2 separate regions of the Homo sapiens genome follow, and region 1 is linked to region 2. Evidence: read pairs that join two places in POLR2A ChIA-PET (ENCODE). Cell type or tissue: B cell. All regions are shown on one strand. Each heading gives the region's core, and the rest is flanking DNA. Links, peaks and the distances in the headings are about the cores only.

What was found. ChIA-PET counts read pairs that join two places held together with the same protein. Peaks named below come from ENCODE experiments on the same cell type or tissue, not always from the same donor. Only the 100,000 strongest peaks of a DNase experiment are listed, where the experiment ranks them.
Region 1: POLR2A ChIA-PET joins it to region 2 with 7 read pairs; 4 of 35 experiments call an interaction of 5 or more read pairs at or near these places.

What each region holds. Positions count from the first base shown.
Region 1 is chr1:16,476,388-16,481,612 of GRCh38, reverse strand. It overlaps the pseudogene CROCCP3. Among named protein-coding and RNA genes, the nearest start is that of LINC01772, 18 kb to the right of the region's middle. In B cell, for the core only: no CTCF peak of the experiment used is centred there; no DNase peak of the experiment used is centred there.
Region 2 is chr1:16,406,228-16,411,708 of GRCh38, reverse strand. SPATA21 (spermatogenesis associated 21) reads left to right here. Exons shown (of 13, transcript NM_198546.1): 6 at 1,666-2,108; 7 at 2,506-2,591. Among named protein-coding and RNA genes, the nearest start is that of SPATA21, 28 kb to the left of the region's middle. In B cell, for the core only: no CTCF peak of the experiment used is centred there; a DNase peak (open chromatin) is centred at 2,708.

The DNA of each region.
Region 1 (5,225 bases), core at 1-5,000, 70 kb before region 2:
AAAAAAGAAAAAGAAAATTCAGTTCTTTAGTTGCCCTAGGCACATTTCAAGCACTCATCAACCACACATGGCCATAGAATGTTTCTGTCATCTCAGAGAGTTCTATTGACAGCGCTATTCTGGACCGTATTTCTTGGAGTTTTTTGTTTGTTTGTTTGTTTTCAGAGATGGGGTCTTGCTGTGTTGCTCAGGATGGTCTCAAACTCCTGGCCTCAAGCGATTCCCCTGCCTCGGCCTCCCAAAATGCTGAGATTACAGGCATAAGCCACCATGCCTAGCCTTGAAGATTGTTTTTTTCTTTTAATTTGAGACAGGGTCTCGTTCTGTCACCCAGGCTGGAGTACAGTGGTGCGATCTCAGTTCACTGCAACCTCCACCTCCTAGGCTTAAGTGATCCTCCCACCTCAGCCTCCTGAGTAGCTGGGACTACAGGCACACACCACCACGCCTGCCTAATTTTTCTGTTTTTTGTAGAGATGGGGTTTTGCCATGTTACCCAGGCTGATCTCTAACTCCTGAGCTCAAATGATCACCCATCTTGGCTTCCCAAAGTACTGGGATTATAGGTGTGAGCCATCACACCCGGCACCTTGAAGATTTTTAAGACAAGAAATTATCCACTTTTTTTTTTTTTCCGCAGTCTTGTTGCCCATGACACGATCTTGGCTTACTGCAACCTCCGCCTCCCAGGTTCAAGCAATTGCCTCAGCCTCCCTGGTAGCTGGGATTACAGATGCCTGCCAGCATGCCTGGCTAATTTTTATATTTTTAGTAGAGATGGGGTTCCACCATGTTGGCTAGGCTGGTGTCGAACTCCTGACCTCAGGTGATTCGCCCACCTCGGCCTCCCAAAGTGCTACATTACAGGCATGAGCCACCGTTCTTTGCACCTTGAAGATTTTTAAGACAAGAAATTATCCACTTAGCTGCCAGGTTGTTTTTGATATTTTGTTGTTTGGTTTTTCTCTTCATAAATGTAACCATCTAATGAAAAGTTTGAAAAATAATAGAAATAAAAAGACCTCGCCTTCTCACAGCCTCATCTGCCCATCCTAACTCATGTAGGGCACTGGTTTTCCTTCCCACTGTGTTGCCTGGCAGTGAGATAGCAAACGTTTCCTTCACACCTACTGTGTGCCAGGCTCTTGGCTGAGTGTTTTATACATACTCTGTGATTTAGTCTTCCTGTCAAACTTATGCAATTCAGAACTCTTTTGTTGTAAGCTTGAGAGGCTCGCTCAGACTCATACAGCATGTGTGGCTGGGGTGGCAGGGTGGGAATTGGAATTCAGGTCCATGGGAGAGTAAACCCAGGCTTTCCATGCCTGGAAAGGAGAAGGTCTTTTTAAGTAGTTGTGTTCACAGCAAACATCCCATTTTGCATTCTGTGAAATGTGGAGATGGGGGTCTCACTATGTTGCCCACGCTGGTCTTGAACTCCTAGCTTCAAACACTCCTCCCACCTCAGCCTCCCAAATTGCTGGGATTACAGGCATAAGCCACTGTGTCTGGCTCTATTAAAATTTAATTAAAAATTTTAAAAAGTGAAAATTCAGGCTGAGTGTGTTTTACTGAACAGCACGTTGTCAACTGGGCACAGTGGCTCACGCCTGTAATCCCAGCACTTTGGGAGACTAAGGCGGGTGGATCACTTGAGGTCAAGAGTTTGAGCCCAGCCTGGCCAACATGGCAAAACCCCATCTGTACTAAAAATTTTAAAAATTGGCCCGGCATAGTGGCTCACGCCTGTAATCCCAGCACTTTGGGAGGCCGAGGCGGGAGGACCACCTGAGTTCAGGAGTTTGAGACCAGCCTGACCAACATGGAGAAACCCTGTCTCTACTAAAAATACAAAATTGGCTGTCCGTGGTGGTGCATGCTTGTAATCCCAGCTACTTGGGAGGCTGAGGCAGGAGAATCGCTTGAACATGGGAGGCAGAGTTTGCGGTGAACCGAGATCACACTATTGCACTCCAGCCTGGGCAACAAGAGTGTCAAAAAAATAAATAAATAAAAGTACAAAATAAAAAAATAAAAATAAAAAAATTAGGGCTGGGTGTGCCCTTTTAGCCCAATTTTAGCCCAAAATTAGTATTTTGGGATACCGAGGCGGGCAGATCACTTGAGGTCAGGAGTTTGAGACCAGCCTGGCCAATATGGTGAAACCCCACTTCTAACTAAAAATGCAAAAATTAGCTGGGCGTGGTGATAGGTGCCTGTAATCCCAGCTACTCAGGAGGCTGAGGCAGGAGAATTGCTTGAACTCTGGAAGTGGAGGTTGCAGCAAGCTGAGATTGTGTCACTGCACTCCAGCCTGGGTGACAAAGTGAGACTCTGTCTAAAAAAAAAAAAAAAAAAAAAAATTGCTGGACGTGGTGGCTCACACCTGTAATCCCAGCACTTTGGGAGGCCGAGGCGGGCAGATCACGAGGTCAGGAGATCAAGACCATCCGGCTAACATGGTGAAAACCCGTCTCTACTAATAATACAAAAAATTAGCCGGGTGTGGTGGCAGGCGCCTATAGTCCCAGCTACTCAGGAGGCTGAGGCAGGAGAATGGCATGAACCTGGGAGGCAGAGCATGCAGTAAGCCGAGATCACGCCTGGGTGACAGAGCAAGACTCCGTCTCAAAAAAAAAAAAAGAAAATCACATCGGGAAAGTTTTTCGCACCTACCGCCAGTGGGGAACGTGGCAGCTCACGGCAAGTCTTTGGGGTCCCAGTTGTTCCCTTCTCCTCCCTCCCCTGCCGTGGCCACCATGTGACTGTGTAGCAGGAAGCCATGGGATCTGCAGACTCAGCTCTATCAGGCTTCCCAGAATTGAGGGGCATGGGTTGTTATAGGGGACATTTCCTGGTCACGTGGCCTAGCAGGGTTGGTGGCACAATTGCCCATGTATCCCAGGAGCCTAACCTGGCCTCTTCTACCTGGTAGGGTGCTTGGAGATAAAGCCAGCACCTCCATCCACTCCAAGTGGATGGGTTGGGGAGAAGGAAAGCCAGGTTCTTCTGCTGGAGGATGTGAGTGAAATGAGTCAGCTACGGGCAGGGTCAGGGAAGGCTTCCTGGAGGCAGGTTCCTTGGAAAACGGGAGATTATAGCTCATGGCTAGAGGAGCAGCCAGCCACCTTCCCTGCAGAGAGCAGCCCCAGCATCCCCTCTGCTTGTCCTGAAGGGAGAAGAGCAACCTGGCCCACAGCCTGCAGGTGGCCCAGCAGCAGGCCAAGGAGCTGCGGCAGGAGCGGAAGAAGCTGCAGGCTGCCCAGGAGGAGCTGCGGCGCCAGCGGTACTGGCTGGGGGAAGAGCAGGAGGACGCAGTGCAGGATGGTGTGCGGGTGCGCCGGGAGCTTGAGCACAGGTGAACAGCATCTCGCCACCCTGCCAGGGCCCTTCAAATGTGCCTCAGGTCCCCTGACAGTGCCCCGGGGGTTAGGGAGCACCCACTGGGTCCTGGGCCTCCTACCATCTGGACCCCTCTGATGTCGGGTTTTCTAACCAGACCCATTGCAGGAAATTGGGGCTCAGGGAGGTGTACTCACTTACCTGGGGTCAGAGAACTAGTTAAAAGGTAGAACTTGGATGATAATAACAAGAATAATTAAAATAACAGTAGTAATATTAACGATAGTATTTTTTAAATTAAGTTATGATCATAATAATATCCTTACTGATTTCACTAAGTGCCAGATACCATTTTAAGCAATTCAGTTCTCTCATTTAACCTATGATAACTGTGACATAGAAGCTGTTATCTTCATTTTATGGACGGTAAACTGAGGCACAGAGAAGCCATGTCACTTGCCCCAGGTCACACAGCTAGTTAGAAGAGCCAGGATTTGAACCCAGACATTCTGCCTTTAGAGTTAACCTCTTCACCACTGCGCTGCTTACCTCTCAGGGACGTGATCGCTGATGATGTTTAGTAGACTGTGGTGGAGCATGTTATTCTTGTTTCTGAAGGTCCTTGGGGAGATGTGTCAGGCACTATTTTAAGCACATGTGAAGTTTGTAGCCTTAAAACAGGCTGGGCACGGTGGCTCACGCCTGTAATCCCAGCACTTTGGGAGGCCGAGGCAGGCGAATCGCCTGAGGTCAGGAGTTCGAGACCAGCCTGGTCAACATGGGGAAACCCTGTCTGTACTAAAACTACAAAAATTAGCCAGGCGTGGTGGTGCATGCCTGTAATCCCAGCTACTCGGGAGACTGAGGCAGGAGAATGGCTTGAACCCAGGAGGCGGAGGTTGCAGTGAGCTGAGATCTCACCACTGTACTCCAGCCTGAGCGACAGAGCGAGACTCTGTCTCAAAGAAAACAAAGAAACTATGTGACAAGGTAGGTGTTACCTCATTTTGCAGATGTGGAAACGGAGGCCCAGGGTCATGGAGCTAAGCAGTAGTGGGCTTGGTTGCCCTGTGGCTCAGGCTGTTTCTCTCCAAACTCCTGCCTCAGGCCTGGTCCACAGCCAAGCATCTCGCTGGCTGTGGGAGATTCGGGGCAGGAAAGTGACATGGGCCACCCACCTGCCCTCTGTCCTGCAGCCATAGACAACTGGAGCAGCTGGAAGGGAAGCGCTCAGTCCTGGCCAAGGAGCTGGTGGAGGTGAGGGAGGCGCTGAGCCGCGCCACACTGCAACGGGACATGCTGCAGGCCGAGAAGGCCGAGGTGGCCGAGGCGCTGACCAAGGTGGGTCCCTGTTGGCTGCACAACCACAAACCTACATCTGACCCCCAGCCCCAAGCCTTCTCACTCTGGCACAAACTGGTCCCAGTGTCAGGCAGACCTCTGAGCCTGGTCACAGACTGACCCCTTCCTTCTGGATACAGGCTGATCTTTGTCACAGACCACAGACCTCTGGACCTCTGGTCCCAGCCATAAGTGGACTGACCTCTCTTTATGGCCGTATCCCTGCTGTTCTGGATGCTCCTGGGGGCAGTGCCTATAGCTCAGGGTCATCCTGAGATTCAGCTCCTGGGGTCTGAGAGTTGTGGCCACAGCGCAGAGGGTCCTTGGCGGGGGGGCCTGCGCTGTCCGCTGCAGCCTGGGCTCTGAGCAGTGCTATCCCTAGACCTTACTCAGGGGATCCTCTGAACTCTGGCCCTGCCCTCCAGGCTGAGGGCAGAGGAGGCCTCCCTGCAGGACTCCCTGTCCAAGCTGAGCGCCCTCAACGAGAGCCTTGCTCAGGACAAGTTGGATCTGAACCGCCTTGTCACCCAGGTACGCTGTGC
Region 2 (5,481 bases), core at 278-5,277:
ATGCCATTCTCCTGCCTCAGCCTCCTTAGTAGCTGGAACTACAGGCACCTGCCACCACACCCGGCGAATTTTTTGTATTTTTAGTAGAGACGGGGTTTCACTATGTTAGTCAAGATGGTCTCGATCTCCTGACCTTGTGATCCGCCTGCCTCGCCCTCCCAAAGTGCTGGGATTACAGGCGTGAGCCACCTTGCCTGGCCTGTTTTGTTCTTAAAGAAGGAAGATTAGCGGTTTTGGTGGCACACATCTGCAATCCCAGCACTTTGGGAGGCTGAGGTAGGAGGATCATTTGGGCCAAGGGTTTTGAGACCAGCCTGGGCAAGACAAGACCCTGTCTCTACAAAAAATTAAAATATTAGCCAGGCCTGGTGGTGAGCACCTGTAGTCCCAGCTACTTGGGAGGCTGAGGTGGGATTATCTCTTGAGCCCAGGAATTCAAGGTGGCAGTGAGCTGAGATCGTGTCACTGCCTTCCAGCCTGGGCAACAAAACGAGACCCTATTTCTTTCAAAATAAAAGAGGGAAGATGATAATATATTTACATGCTGATAGGAGTAATCTGGTGGGGAAAGCGAAGTTGATAACTTAGGAAGAGAGAGTGTGTGGTAAGCACAGTGTCTTTGATTGGGAGAAAAGCCTGGCCTGGCAAGAGGCAGAATGGGGATAGCCAGTCCCTCTGAGGGGAGGGAACAGGTGCAAGAGAGACTGGGGTTGCTGAGTGAATGAGAAGTGGGTGTACAGGAATAAAAGAGGCAGCCAAGATCCTGCCCTCATAATGCTTACCTTCTGGTCAGGAGGGCAGACAACAGGCATGAACAAAGCCAAGTGGTGGGACCAGGAGTAACTCACTCAAGACCATGGCTCAGCCGGGCGCGGTGGAACACGCTTGTCATCCCAGCACTTTGGGAGGCCAAGGCGGAGGATCACTTGAGGTCAGGAGTTCCAGACCAGCCTGGGCAACATGGTGAAACCCTGTCTCTACAAAAAATACAAAGATTAGGCCGGGCGCAGTGGCTCATGCCTGTAATCCCAGCACTTTGGGAGGCTGAGGCAGGCAAATCATGTGAGGTCAGGAGTTGGAGACCAGCCTGGCCAACGTGGCAAAACCCCATCTCTGCTAAAAATATAAAAATTAGCTGGGCATGGTGGTGCACACCTGCAGTCCCAGCCACTTAGGAGGCTGAGACAGGAGAATCGCTTGAACCTGGGAGGTGGAGGTTGCTGTGAGCCAAGATCACACCACTGCACTCCAGCCTGGGCAACAGAGCAAGGCTTCGTCTCAAAAAAAAAAAAAAGATTAGCTGGGCGTTGTAGTGCGCGGCTGTAGTCCCAGCTTCTCTGGAGGCTGAGGTGGGAGGATCACTCGAGCCTGGAAGGTCAAGGCTGCAATGAGCTGAGATCACACCACTGCACTCCAGCCTGAGTGACAGAGTAAAACCCTGTCTCAAAAAAGAAAATACAGCTCACTTGGATGTGGCAAGTCAAGTGTTGGGGAGGACGTGGGGCAGGAGCACAGTGGGGTGCATGTGAGATTTGGGGTACATCCTCCAAAGGCTCAGAGAGTAAGGGGCAGTCTGAGGATCTCTGGAGAGGGGATGGCAGGGAGGAGATTTGTGGGACACTCTGGCCCACTAGAGGCCTCCTGGATCCCCTCCCCTGTCCCCAGGAGGTGAGGGACATTGGAGAGAGGCGGGAGCCAGACCGTGCGCAGCAGCAGCCTCAGAAGCCCGCGGTGGCTGCAGGGACACAGAGCCTCGGGAACTTCCGGCAGGGCTTCATGAAGTGCTTGCTGGAGGTGGAGAAAATGGAGGCCTCCCATCGGAGAGCCTCGAAGGCCCGGTCCCAGACAGCCCAGAAGTCGCCCAGGACCCTGACCCCGGTGCCCACCTCAGCTCCAAGCCTGCCTCAGACCCCTGCCTCGGTCCCTGCCAGCGGCCCATCGTGGGCCCGGCTGCCAGCTCCTGGGCCAGAACCTGCCCCCATGGGAGCCCCGGTCCCCACCTCCATGCCTTGCCCTGTCCTGCTGGGCCCTGCCCTGGACCTGGGCTGGAGAAGGATGGAACTCTTGCACCAGAGCAGCGAGAGAACCCTGAGCTACGCCAAGGCGCGGTAGGAGCCCCCGCTGCTCACCCGCCCGCTCCTGAAAGGCCCCAAGATCAGAGCCTTGTCCCGGATGCAGGTCCCTGTCCCTGCACCTGCCTGTTCCCTCGTGTGTCCCCCTCTCTCCATTTCTCCTCATGTGTCTCCTCTCCGCATCTCCCATGTCTCTGCCTCCTCTCCCACTTCTGACCCCTTTTCTAACTCCCCCGAAGGGGTCTCCCTCTAGTCCCCTCTCCTCTGTCCCACTTCTCCTCTGGATCTCCTTTTTCCTGCCATTCTTGATCTCTCCGGGCTCCCCAAAGCCTCCCCCACGACCTCCTCCTGCAGGCTCCCCCAACCCCTCCCCTAGCTATCAGCAGGGTGGGCGGCCGGATGTTGCCCTGGGTCGGGGTTCTGTCCTCTGCAGGCAGGAGCCGGAAGAGCAGAGCCTCCAAAAGCTTTATCAAAACCGGGAGAAGTCCGAGGAGCAACTGACCCTGAAGCAAGAGGAAGGTGAGGGCAGGGAGGTCAGGGAGGTCCCAGCACAGGCAGGACCCTTGGTCCTTGGGGGTTTATAGGCGCAGGGCGGACTGGGGTGCTTTCCAGATCACATGGCTGCCGCCATGTGTAGCAGACCCAGCAGGGGTTTTCTGCACTTGGCCTATGGGGCAGGGCAGGGTAGGGGATTGGCTCCAGCTCACAAAGCTGCTGGGTTGGGGGGGCCAGAACTCATGCTGGGTCTTTTTTTTTTTTTTTTTTTTGAGACAGAGTCTCGCTCTGTCACCCAGGCTGGAGTGCAGTGGTGCGATCTCAGCTCACTGCAACATCTGCCTCCAGGGTTCAAGCGATTCTCCTACCTCAACCTCCTGAATAGCTAAGATTACAGATGTGTGACACCACGCCCGGCTAATTTTTGTATTTTTAGTAGAGACAGTTTCACCATGTTGGCCAGGCTGGTCTCGAACTCCTGAACTCAAGTGATCCACCCACCTCAGCCTCCCAAAGTCTGGAATTACAGGCGTGAGCCACCGCGCCCAGCCTCGTGCTAGGTCTTCTGACTCGAAGTCCAGCGCTCTCCCTGTGCCAGAGCTGCCTCTCTGAGAGAATGACAGATGCCCTGCACAGTGCTTTAGGTTTTGGAATAGTTTCTTCTTCCCTTAACCCAAGCCTGCTCTATTGGTCCTCTTCAGAGCACCCTGGATGGGAGACAGGGCCCCAGGAACCCTGCCCATCCTAGATGGTCCCTCACCATTAAACAAGGCCACCAGCCTAAACATGTACCCCATTCCCACTGCATCTCACCTGCACCAAAAAGTTAAAAAGTTCTGAACACCTACCCTGCTCTCTATTGTCCTCAGGAAGGGGCCCTGTGACCCCACTCCCCCATCACCCTGGCCCTAGAAGAATGGATGTACATCCTCCTTCCATCCCCTACTCCTCTCCAAAGCCTGCAACCCTCTTGGCCACAGCGGCCCCTTCCTCTGTCTTCGCTGGATGCTCTCACTAGCTCCCTGTGACCCCATCCTTGAAGTTCACCCCTTCTAGTATTAAAACCCTCTACCAGGGCTGGGCACAGTGGCTCATGCCTATAATCCCAGCACTTTGGGAGCCTGAGGCAGGAGGATCGCTTGAGGCCAGGAGTTCAAGACTAGCCTAAGCAACATAGTAAGACCCCCACATCTACAAAAACTTTAAAAATTAGCCGGACATGGTAGCATAAGCCTGTAGTCCCAGCTACCCAGGAGGCTGAGGTGGGAGGATCACTTGAGCTCAGGAGTTCGAGGTTATGGTGGGCTACAATTATGCCACTACACTCCAGCCTGGGCGACAGAGCAAGACCCTGTCTCTTAAAAATAAAATAATATACAACTCCAACCGGGAGCAGTGGTTCACACCTGTAATCCCAGCACTTTGGGAGGCTTAGGCGGGTGGATCACGAGGTCAGGAGTTCGAGACCAGCCTGACCAACATGGTGAAACCCTGTCTCTACTAAAAATACAAAAATTAGCCCGGTGTGGTGGTGGGCACCTGAAATCCCAGCTACTCAGGGGGCTGAGGCACAAGAATCGCTTGAACCTGGGAAGTGGAGGTTGCAGTGAGCCAAGATCGCGCTACTGCACTCCAGCCTGGGTGACAGAGAGAGACTCCGTCTCAAAAATAATAATAGTAATAGTAATAATAATAATGATATACAACTCCCTAGCCACCTTCCTAAGTGCAGCTCTCCCTGCCCCACCTCCTTGAGCAGTTCATGAACAACATGCCACTTTGACTCAGAGACTCAAGGTCCCACAGCTCCCAATCCCTGTCTGGTAATTGAAGGGCCGACTGCCCTGCTCCAGTGGCTCAAACCACCAGGCATTCTGAGCGATCACACCTGCTTCTGAGAGTTGCTCTGGTTTTTCCTTCTGTGGTGTGCCTGCGCACGACAGGTCACCACGTGCCCCAACACCAATCCTAGCCCCACCTCTTCCCTACCATTCAGCGCTGTTTGTCAGAGACTTCCAGGCTAACAGAGGCTATTGTGTGCCAGCACTGAGTTCATAGAATACTTCCAAGAGGGTGCCCTGTTGTCATGGCCATCGTACAGATATGGATATAGAGGCTCACATGAATGCAGCAGCCTGCCCATGCCCACCGTCCCAGTCAGCACGGGCTGCCTTAACAAAGGACCACAGACTGGATGGTTGAAACAGCAGACATTTCTTTTGTCACAGGCTGGAAGTCCAAGATCAGGGGGTCGGCAGGTTGCTTTCTTCTGTGGCCTCCCTGCTTGGCCTGCAGACAGCTGTCTTCTCACTGTCCTCATATGGTCTTTCATCTGTGAATGGGCAACCCTGGTATCTCTGTGTGTGTCCAAATTTGCGTTTATTATTTATTTATTTATTTGAGACAGGGCCTTGTTCTGTCACCCAGGCTGGAATGCAGTCATATGATCCTACCTCACTGCAGCCTCCACCTTCGGGGATCAAGTAATCCTTCCACCTCAGCCTCCTGAGTAGCTGGGACTACAGGCATGTGCCACTGTGGCTGGCTAATTTCTAAAATTTTTTGTAGAGATGGAGTCTCTTATGTTGCCCAGGCTGTTCTCGGACTCCCAGACTCAAGTGATTCTACTGCCTCAGCTTCCCAAAGTGCTGGGTAGATGGTGTAAGCCATCGCACCTAGCCCAAATTTTCTTTTTGTATGAGGACTCCAGTTGGATTGGATTAGGGCCCACCCTAAAGGCCTCTTTTTAACTTTCTCACCTCTTTAAAGGCCCTATCTTCAAACACAGGCACATTTGGAAGTACTGGAGTTAGGGCTTCAACATAAGAGCAATCCGGCTCATTAAATGGCAGAGCCAGGCCGGGCGCAGCGGCTCATGCCTGTAACTCCAGCACTTTGGGAGGCTGAGGCAGGA